2 separate regions of the Homo sapiens genome follow, and region 1 is linked to region 2. A link is a loop called in an ENCODE intact Hi-C map of the cell type or tissue named here. Cell type or tissue: OCI-LY7. All regions are shown on one strand. Links, peaks and the distances in the headings refer to the core of each region. The heading gives the core; the rest is flanking DNA. Region 1 overlaps LOC105375523 (a long non-coding RNA gene). Region 2 has its middle 180 kb from the start of CHRM2.

The links. A loop is a pair of places that touch in the nucleus more often than their neighbours do. Peaks named below come from ENCODE experiments on the same cell type or tissue, not always from the same donor. Only the 100,000 strongest peaks of a DNase experiment are listed, where the experiment ranks them.
Region 1: it touches region 2 in a loop (3-fold over the local background); 2 of 110 quality-filtered maps call a loop at or near these places.

The regions. Positions count from the first base shown.
Region 1 is chr7:136,293,015-136,298,403 of GRCh38, forward strand. The region is part of intron 3 of LOC105375523 (a long non-coding RNA gene); the gene reads left to right. Among named protein-coding and RNA genes, the nearest start is that of MTPN, 320 kb to the left of the region's middle. In OCI-LY7, for the core only: a CTCF peak has its summit at 2,152 (motif pointing right); DNase peaks (open chromatin) are centred at 477, 997 and 2,177; H3K4me3 peaks cover 1,586 bases; H3K27ac peaks cover 3,248 bases.
Region 2 is chr7:136,685,055-136,690,443 of GRCh38, forward strand. No RefSeq gene overlaps it. Among named protein-coding and RNA genes, the nearest start is that of CHRM2, 180 kb to the right of the region's middle. In OCI-LY7, for the core only: CTCF peaks have their summits at 2,863 (motif pointing left) and 3,064; a DNase peak (open chromatin) is centred at 2,847.

The DNA.
Region 1 (5,389 bases), core at 96-5,095, 390 kb before region 2:
TTATTGTACCAGCTGTTTCTTCTGTCTGAAATGTTTCTTCCCCCATTGTCTTTGCATCACCAGTTCTACTTTTGAGTCTCAGCTCAAAAGTCATTTTCTTAGTCCTTTACTTATCAACTATCCATCATTTTACTCACCACCCATAGATATGGTCTATTATGTCCTTGTTTTTGTTTTCCTCCTAGCTCTTACCACAACGATAAGTGTGTGTTTAGATGAAACCCTGTCTCTACTAAAAATACAAAAATTAGCCGGGCATAGTGGTGGGTCCCTGTAATCCCAGCTTCTTGGGGAGCTGAGGCAGGAGAATTGCTTGAATCTGGGAGACGGAGGTTGCAGTGAGCCGAGATAGTGCCACTGCACTCCAGCCTGGGCAACGGAGTGAAACGCTATCTCAAAAGAAAAAAAAAAAAGGAAGTGAGTAGTGAGTTCCTGATAGCAGAGGTGTCCATTCTTCACTGTTTATTCAGCCTGGTTTGTTTCATAAGCAGTTGAATCTCAGCGGTGAGCCACCAGCATCTATGATGCATCTCTTCTTCCTGCGGCAGTTGATTGGTTTTCTGGATCTTTTGAAGCTACAAATCTTCCTTGATATAGAGAGTATGGGCTGCCTCTTCCCCAAGGAGTGACTCTAGACATTTTTCCCCAAAGTTACAGTCTTCTACCTACTTCGTCTTTATCTCCTCGTATGTTTTTAGAATATTTCCCTTTCAGATTCTCTTTGATTATGATACATATTTATGTATGATAATGATTTCATGAACTCTTGACTTCAAAATTGGGACAGTTCCAGTTCATACCTGTGGTATCAGCATAATTATTAATGGCACCCATTTTTGTTCCCAGAGTTGTCTTGGTTTGGACAATATATTATATCAATATATAGTCATCCTCACTGTATGCATTCACTTCTGCTCTTTTGTCACTGAACTTCTGTTCTGCCAGTTTTTATCTCTCATGGTGAGGAGTCTCAGGTGGCATTGCATTCTTAGTGCATCCCCAGGGACCCTCATCATGAACTGCCACATCTGGCCATTGAATTCAAATTTGGGCTTTGCAGCCACTGTCTTTTCCTACCTGAGCAGACAGACTAATTTATCTAGGTGACACAAATTAGCAATGAACCATTATCCACTCCTTAGAGTTGCTGAGCTAGGCTTTGCATAGGGAATTGCCTGCCTCAGAAAGCTGAGTCATCAGCAAAAATCTCACAGCCTTCAATGTTTGAAAACTCATCTTTCTCCTCTTCTGCCAGGTGAATTGCATGCTGTTTGTTACCAGGGTCTGCTGATCAAGACTGAAATGAGTTATTTCTTTCATTCTTTTTTGTTTTATTTTGTATTCTTTTTTCTTTTTGTATTCTTTAGCACTCTTGTGCCTCATTGACATACTCTTCATGAATCAATGGCAAACCATTTTATGTATTGATTCAGTTTGGTTTAGCAAAAATCCTTTCATGGCCACGCTTTGTTAGCCATTGATTTGTATAACTTAAGATGCTATGGTATACTCCTCTTAAATAGTCTATATTTCAGATTTCTACCACTGAATTATATTAGTCTTCACTCAAGTTAGTTATAATTTACCCCATTTCACAAGGGAATCCTATAACATGGGGTGAGGTTTCACTGCAGCAACTGTGATTTTGGCCAGATCTGTCTTAACACAGTTGGCCCTCCATATCCGCATATTCCACATCTACAAATTCAGGCAAGCCTGGATTGAAAATACTTGGGGAAAAAACCAATAAAAATAACATTACAACAATAAAAATAATATTGATAAAACAATACTGTATAACAACTATTTATATAACATTTACTTTATATTAGGTATTATAACAAATCTAGAGAAGTTTTAAGATATACTGGAGGATGTGCATGGGGTTATATGCAAATACTACCCCATTTTATATCAGAGAAATAAACATCCTCAGATTTTGGTATATGAGGTGGGTGGGGTTGGGGGGTTGAGGAGTGGAGTCCTGGAACAAATTCCTTGCAGATACCAAGGGACAACAATATTTTTTATGTTTTATTTTAGAGATGGGAGTCCCGCTATTTTACCCAGGCTGGAGTGTAGTGCTATCCACAGGCCTGATCAAGCAACAATCCTCCTGCCTCAGCCTCCAGAGTAGCTGGGACTACAGGCATGCACCTGTAGGTGGCAGGCAGGTGCCACTGCACCTGGCACTTTTTTTGAGTTATTCTGACATCATTTTGCCAACATTTTGTCTGTGGCATACACTAATCCATCTTGGCTATTCTTAGCCTATTTAATATGTATCAGTTCACTTTTGGTGGCTTTTCTTTAATCTCTGAAGATTTTAACCAACTCTATTGTTGATGCTTTAACATGCAAATGTTAATTCTATTCATTTGTGTTTAAATAAGTAAGCCATGAGATTCTTAGGTCTGAGGTTTTCTTTCTTTCTTTTTTTTTGAGACGGAGTCTCTCTCTGTCGCCCAGGCTGTAGTGCAGTGGCACCATCTCTCCTCACTGCAAGCTCCGCCTCCCGGGTTCACACCATTCTCCTGCCTCAGCCTCCTGAGTAGCTGGGACTACAGGCGCCCGCCACCACACCCAGCTGATTTTTTGTCTATTTAGTAGAGACGGGGTTTCTCCGTGTTAGCCAGGATGGTCTTGATCTCCTGACCTCGTGATTCGCCCGCCTCGGCCTCCCAAAGTGCTGGGATTACAGGCATGAGCCACCGCGCCTGGCAGGTCTGAGGTTTTCATTGTATTGTTTCGGTTTTGCTGTGTAACAAACTGCCTCAAAACTTTGTTGCTTTAAAACAACAACCATTAATTTAGCTCATGATTCCATGAGTTGGCAGTTTGGGCTGAGTTCAGCTGGGTGGTGGTGTGCTGATCTTGGCTGGACTCACCTGGCATAAATGCGGTCACATCAGTTGGCTCCGATTCTGGGGCTAGGTTGACAATTGGCTGTGGTTAGGGAGATGAGCCATGTGTCTCTCATCATCCTGCATCCTGGGCTTATTCACATCATTGAAAAGGTTCCCAAATATCAAAAGGACAAGCTCCAATTCACAAGTGATTTTAAAGCCTCTGCTTATGTTTTCATTATTGTCTAACTGGTCAAAGTAAGTCATATGGCTAAGACCAGCCTCAATTTGGAAGAGCACTGCAGAATAACATGGATGCAGGCAGCAGAATTATTAGGACTTTCTTCTTTTCTTTTTTTTTTTGCAAATAATTTTCCCAAAAGTTTGTACACTGAAACACTGCCTAATTGTGCTTTATGTGTAGAAGTCAATGAAATTATATGCATAAAATCCAGAAATCTTAATTATGAAAGTATGAAAAGAACCCCATTGTAAAATTTCACCTAGTTATATCCCATGACATAATCCTAGAGGACAATATTGTAGTCAGACTTTAATATATTTTAGTCAACTTTATAGACTGAATTATTTCTTCCCCCTAACTTCATGTGTTGACATTCTCAACCTAGGACCTCAAAATGTGACCATATTTGGAAATAGGACCTTTAAATTGGTAGTTAAGATAAAATGAGGTCGTATGTGTGGACCCTGATGCAATTTGACTGTTGCCCTCATAAGAAGAGGGGAATAAGACACAGACAAGTGTACACACAGAAGAAAGGCCATATGAGGACACAGCAAGAAGGCGGCTATATGCAAGCCTGAAAGAGAGACCTCTGTAGGAACAAAATTTGCCTACACCTTGATCTAGACTCTAGAACTGTGAGAAAATAAATTTGCATTGTTTTAAGCTGCCCCATCTGTTGTACTTTGTTATAGCAACCCAAACTGACACAGATGGTACCTAGAAATTTAAAAAAAAAAAAATCCCAGACAGGATAGATTTATTTGATGGCTTATGGGAAAGGTGATCCCTAATTATTTCAGTTGTAAACATAAAAACATGCAGGGAACTCAGCTCAATTTTGCACATAGTACTCATTCAAAATGTATGTAAGGAAAGAATATTGCCTTTATATTGCCTTTACATCTTACACAGGAGAACCAGGCTTCAAGATTGTCACATTTGCTATCCCACTCCTTAGGGCGTCTTCTCTTAATAACCAGGCAGTGGTGGTAACATGTCAACTTCTGAATCATATTCAGTTGGAATTAAAGCTGGGGGGCAGAATTTTGGGGGCAGCAGTAGCTAGGGCAAGTGACTTCTCCTGAAGCTGAGAGAGGCTCAGGTGTGCAGCAAATATGAAATAAAAGTGTGAATACAAAATATAAGAATTAAGCAAAAAGGCTTAAAATTCAAAATATAGGAAATATTCCTTCTTATAAGTTGCAGTATCACTGAATTTGTTTCTGTCTTTGGTAGATTGAGTTTTTAGCCATCTTACAGGGTTATACACACCTACCAAATAACTTCACATAGACACGGATTACTGCGTTACTTTCATGGGCATTAAATAATTAGCATGGAGCCATGGACATATGTAGACTTAAGAAATACTACACAAAAGTCTTTAAAATAATTTCAAAAACATTTAAAATATTTAGACGGGAACGATGTCAATGTCAATGACAAAAAGTCAATGCCCCTGAGAACTATATATATATTTCACTCAAGAGTACTCCTGGATAGGCACACGGTACTGATTTTAAGTGGAAAGAGTATGGGTGGGAATCAAAGGAAAAAGAGAAAATAGACATTATGAACATAGAGGCTTATCCAATCTGGAAGTGAGGTTATGGGAGAAAATGGTGGCTGGGCTAACCTCATGGCCTGTGAGGCCTTCCTACATTGACTGGGGAGTCTGGAAGGGATAGAAAACTTGGCTTTCAGTTGGAGTGGGTTGAAGAGGGGTAGGAAGGGAGAGCCCATGGCCAAGAGGAACTTTATGTGTCTTCAAAGGGAATAAAAAATGAGCTGCGAAGTGTAGCTGCTCCCCTGACCACTTTTACATTTATATGTTTGACTAAATAATAGATTCTTGTAGAAATCAAAAAAGCTCTGAAAAGTCCAAAATGTAAAATTTATGGCATTCCCATTCCTGACCTTCAGTTACCCACTTCCCATCCTTTTCTTGTTTTGATTTATACATGATCTAGGAACTGACATGCATTTTCACCTGAAAAAGAAAGAAAAACTAAACATAAATTGTGGCATACCATGTTAGTAATTCTGTATTTTGGTCTCTTCGTGTAATGCTTTTTGGACATATGCCATTTCAGTACATGTAGTGCTGAATAGGACCTAATGGGTACCTAATCAAACAGAATGTCCAGAGTGTTCTATTTTATGGACATGCCTTAGATGTTACACAGGTTTAGTGACTATATTTTAATGTTTTGGAGTTGGTTTTTCTTAGTTTTTTGAGGTAAATGCTTATCACATTACTTTTTATCGCGATGAAGAGAAGTTGGTTAATGGGTAA
Region 2 (5,389 bases), core at 109-5,108:
GAATATTAAATATGTTTTTAAAAACTCTTCCTGAATCAGTGTGAACCCTACTTATTATATGCTAGTACAATGATCATAGAGAAATTCTATCAGATATATAGAAGAATTAAGCTCAGAGTTACAATATTATATAATGAAAGGGACTTCAGAGATTATCTAAGTCAGTAGTCTCACTTAACACATAAAAATAAAATACAGTGTAAGAGGTGACTTGTCAATTGTAAAGACTTTGAGCAGAAAATATCAACTGAATTGTTACAGTACCACTACCATTTAGAGTATTATTATTGCTTTTTATTTTTAGTATTGCTAATGTTGAAAAAGCTAAGCATTCCCCCACTGAAAATTATTAGTGCTGATATTTCTGTAGGTAGATCCTGATGGGAGATTATTTTTTTCTCTCCCAAAGAGTAGCCAGGCACTTATCCATAAAATTGTCTAATATAATAATTATAGGCCAGCTACATATATGCCTCTTTTTTGTTGTTATAAACTGCTATTTGCATGTGCGTCAGTGGCAGAGTTTTTAGTGATTAGGCTGTTGTTTTTTCTCATCTTAGATCAGGGCACAGACTATTTGCTCATTCCGGAGGAGTGAAGCAGCTGACAGATCAGATGCAGCCAGCAGCTCTCTGTCAGCCTGAAGATGAAGGGGATACTTGCTGGCAGGATAGGGGCTCCAGCAGCTGTTTCAGCTGCTATTCACTCCGGAGTTCAGGGCATGTGTCTCACATTACCTGTCTTTCAAAGAAGTCATCTTCCTACGTGGAAAGAAGATCCATAAATCCTAAAGAACACAAAGGTGAAAGAGAGCAGTACACATTATACATGTGCTTCATTCTTCAATCTATGCCAGAGTAAGAGCCTCACTCATTGATTTCACCCATTCCCCGGGCACATCCAAATTGCTTGAGTTTCAGCTACTCCCAGTTATGCCAGACAGAACCGCAACACATCTGCTGTAATATCTTGCAGCACTGAAGTTGGTGTGTAATAGCAGAAAGGACACCAGACCAGAATCTAAATTATCTGGGTTACAGTCTCGGCTCTGTGATGGATTAGCTATGTCACCTTGGGCAAACACTTTCTGTCTAGACCTCAGTTTTTTTAAATACCCAAATCAGATGGTTGCTCAGATGATTGCTGAAGTGCATTTTAGCTCTGATTCTGTGATTTCTAAATGAGTGATTACAGTAACAGCTACAATGCATTGGACATACACTTTGGACTAGACATTAGACAAAGTCTTTTATATGGATTAAAATACTCCTCAAAACAGACCTTTGATGAACTAAGTGATATCATTTGTTCATCAGTGGAGATGAACAAAAGGAGAAAAGTAATGCTGTGTGACTTCCTCAGGGTTCCAGTTAGTATGGAGAGAGGTGATATTCAAGCCTATTTCTATTTGATATGAGAGTTAGAGCATTAATATGCAGGTGATATAAAAATAAAACCCTGTGGGACTAGGCTTCAAGGGACCCAGGTTGTCCTATAATTCCCTGTATTTAGAATTTCCACAGGATTGAGGTTTTTACCTGAATGTCTGGTATCAAGTGTCTCCCTCCTCCCACAGCAAAATGAAATTCAGCATAGTCTCCTTGGAAATTTAGAGGCAATTTTATAATTTCCTTTGGAGATTTATGTAAAAAGAAAATAGCTTTTATTTTTTCTGTGAATGTCTCAGTTTGGAATGCTACTCATACATTAACAGAGAAGGTGACAGGTCTTATTGTTAGATACATTTGCACATTTATAATCTGTTAGAAGTTAATCTTTGTTGAATTTTTAAGTATATTATTGGAAGCATAAAGTATATGAGATATTAGAATAAATATTTTAAAATAACAATTGTTAGCATTTTTGAAGAAAAAATGCCAAGAGATACTTTTATTTCTCATGTTTTTGCTTTCTGCTAAGAGAAAAATAAAGAAGTCAGAGTTGTTGGGAAAAAAATAAATAACAGGAGGTTCTAGTGGCTGATCCTTGAGGGATCTTTCTTAGTGGTCATAGACAGTTTACATCAACTCACTATTAGCTTCTCCATTTGCAAAAAGGGTAAATGATACCTACCTCACAAGTATGAAGATACAATAATATATGAACTCATTAAGTACCCTCAGCTATGTTACTAAAACAAATTTATGCCTAGTGTTCTGTTATTGGAATGCTAAGCATGTGAGAGTTATTTGTATCCTGCTGCTCAAGGTCATTGCCAATGTCTGATTTTTCACTCATGCAAAAATTTAAAAATTGCAACCTCAGGCATGAATGGGTTAACCTTCTCATGAGACTCCATATTACTAGTATCTCTTCTGTGTTATTCATTGAGGTCAGAATGATCATTATGATATTATATTACTTCTCAGCTTAAAACTTTTAATTATTCCTCTTTGTCAAGGAAATCAGTCTCCAGTTGTTGAGCCTGGCATACAAAATCTGTCCTGATCCAACTGGAGTTCCTCTTTCCTGTCTTGCATGTCCTTATGTGATAACCTGGCTTTCCCCTTCCTTGCTGCCTCACCAAGGGCCATAAATAGTCAAATTGAGCTTTCACTGTGGCTGATTCAGGCTAGAATCCAAGATCTCATCTCTAGTTTTGGATGAAGTATTCCATTGACCCGGAATTCTCCTCCTCTCTTTCTAACTGACATGCTGTCCTCATCTTTCAAGACCATATCAAATGTTCACTTTTCCTAAGGGCCTTCCCAGACACTGCCTCCCCAGCTAGCCCTTTTTTACTCTCCACTCTTAAGGCACGTGGTGTTGGGTCACCTACCATATGGCGTTCCAAACATTGGTCTACTCCATAAGCCTGTAAAATCCAGAACTGCATCTCTTCCTTCCTATATTGTCTCTTGCCCCCTGGTGGAGTGGACATAAATTGCAACAAACAACCCATCAAAATCATGTTAAAGTTCATTTTATCCAGAATCTTCAGAAGCTATCTTAAAGATTTTTCCAGAGTTTAGACATCTTTCATTCAAAATAGCACAACCATTTTAAAAAGTTGGACCTATAAGATAGAAATAACCAAATAAATTAGTTTTTTTTAGAACATGTATCTTGGCCCTTTGTAGAATATAAATGTATCATGTGAATGCAGCTGAAGAATGTCATGCATATAGTCATGACTTCATATGGACAAAAACAATTAATTCACATGAAAATAGAAAAATATTACATAAAACTCAAAATGTATAGTGACTTAAACATAACACAGGCATTTTCCTAACTCTCCTCTGAAAATCAGAATTTTTAACACACTTCTCCAAATTGACCATGTTATAATTTGATAGAAAATAATTTATCAGGAAACCTAGGTTGAACTTCAGCCAGGCATGTGGATTTTGACACAACTAGAAAAACTTAAGTTGAGAATGGTGTAGTAGCTCTTCTGAACAGATAATCTACATCTTCTACTTGCTTCTGTTATACCTCAGATTTTCATTTTTTTTTTTTACCAGCCTGTACATATTGAGTAATTTCCATTTGTAACAAGTGATCTTCATTCCATAAAAGTTATGGTATTCTTTCAACACAATCTAACCTTTGACAATATTTTTTTATCGTGGGTCACAGTCAGTTGCCTGCTCATGCTGCACAGATTGGACCAATGCAACATTAGCACCTGGTCACTCACAGCCTGGCACATGCCACTATTATCAAAGGTGAAATGTTACTACAGAATATGCTTCCACTGTTTACCATGGAATGTCTTTACATAAACATGATCATTCAAAAAGTATTTAGAACAGTTCTATTGCTTAGACATCTTCATATTTCCCTGCAAGCAAGGTTTAGAAATACTCTGTGTTGCCTAGTGCCATTGTTTCCATATCTTTAAAGATCATGATATTATCAGTAATCATGGGACGAATTTTAGCATTCATATTTGGAAAGCAGAAAAAAGTAATTCTGAGGAGTGATTAGATGAGCTGTGATCTCTGAGAGTGTATTTGAATAATATAACCAGAACCAAATGCCTTGACCCCTGCGTCTTTAATGTAGATGCCTAAACTGAGTGACTCTGATTCTTGTGCATAACTTTCATAGCATAACCTTTCTCCTTTGGCCCAGCCAAGTGTGTGGGCTACATCAAAAATTGTTTGCTATTTTCCATTTCACCCTTTATCTCTGTCACCATTGCTTCAAGTTCTTTTCAGCAGTTCAGTATCTGTTATCTTGTCATATTTCAAGTATCTTCTTACTGGGCTTTCTTCTTGCAAACTAACTGGCTACTCCTATACAATTATCTATTTTTATGCCTGGGTGGTCTTTCCATAGTGTAAACCTAACCATGGCAGTGTCCTAAAACCTTGAGGGGCCATATTCTTTTCTCTTTCTTTCTTTTTCCTTTTTTTTTTTTTTTTTTTTTTTTTTGAGACAGAGTCTCGCATTGTCGCCCAGGCTGGAGTGCTGTGGCATAATCTCAGCTCAATTCAACCTCTGCTTCCCGGGTTCAAGCAATTCTCCTCCCTCAGCCTCCCAAGTAGTGGGGAATACAGGTGCCCACCACTATGCCCAGCTAATTTTTTGTATTTTCAGTAGAGACAGGGGTTTCACCATGTTGGCCAGGCTGGCCTTGAACTCCTGACCTCATGATTTGCCTGCCTCAGCCTCCCAAAGTGCTGGGATTACAGGCATGAGCCACCGCGCCTGGCCGAGGGGTCATATTCTTTAGAACAGTGAAATTGATTAACCGATCTAATTCTCCAGCTTCAGCTCTAACCATTGCCTACACCTAGGAAGCATCATTTCAGCAGTGCTTGTCAAAGAAAACCAGAACTGGAAGGTCATTAAAGTGGTGAAAAACAAAATTCTTTCAAGATTATTGCAATAGGGGAGAAGAGTATAGGACTGGGCTCAATTTAGAATACAAGTGAGCAAGTGGGGATTTATAGCCCAGGAGCATTGTGGGGCTAGTATGAAAAATTACTAAGAGAAAACATCAAAAACATCAACAACATAATGGAGATTCTGGCTAAACTGATCTAACAAGATTCTTGCTGAAGGCAGGCCAAGGGGATCAGACATCCCCTGAGGGATGGTGGAGGATGAGGAACCTGATTAGGTATTGAGGGTGATGGGATATGAAGGGTGGGGTGTTCTGGTTGAATTGGCTTAGCAGAATTTTTGCCAAAATTAGACAACACAGACAAAAACATGGGAGTCTAAAAGTTGAAGCCTAGTTGAAACATTCAGGAAGCCTGAGTAGAGTTTGGTCAAGGAGAGAATCTTTGTCAGCTTCACTCTTGCAGTTACTCTATTGAATGCATCAGTGTGTTTCAAAGGCTGATCACCTGGTATTTTTGTCTCTGAAATAATTTCTCCGTCATCTCCTTGATGCATCCTTAAAGAGTCAACTTGGCCGGGCGCGGTGGCTCAC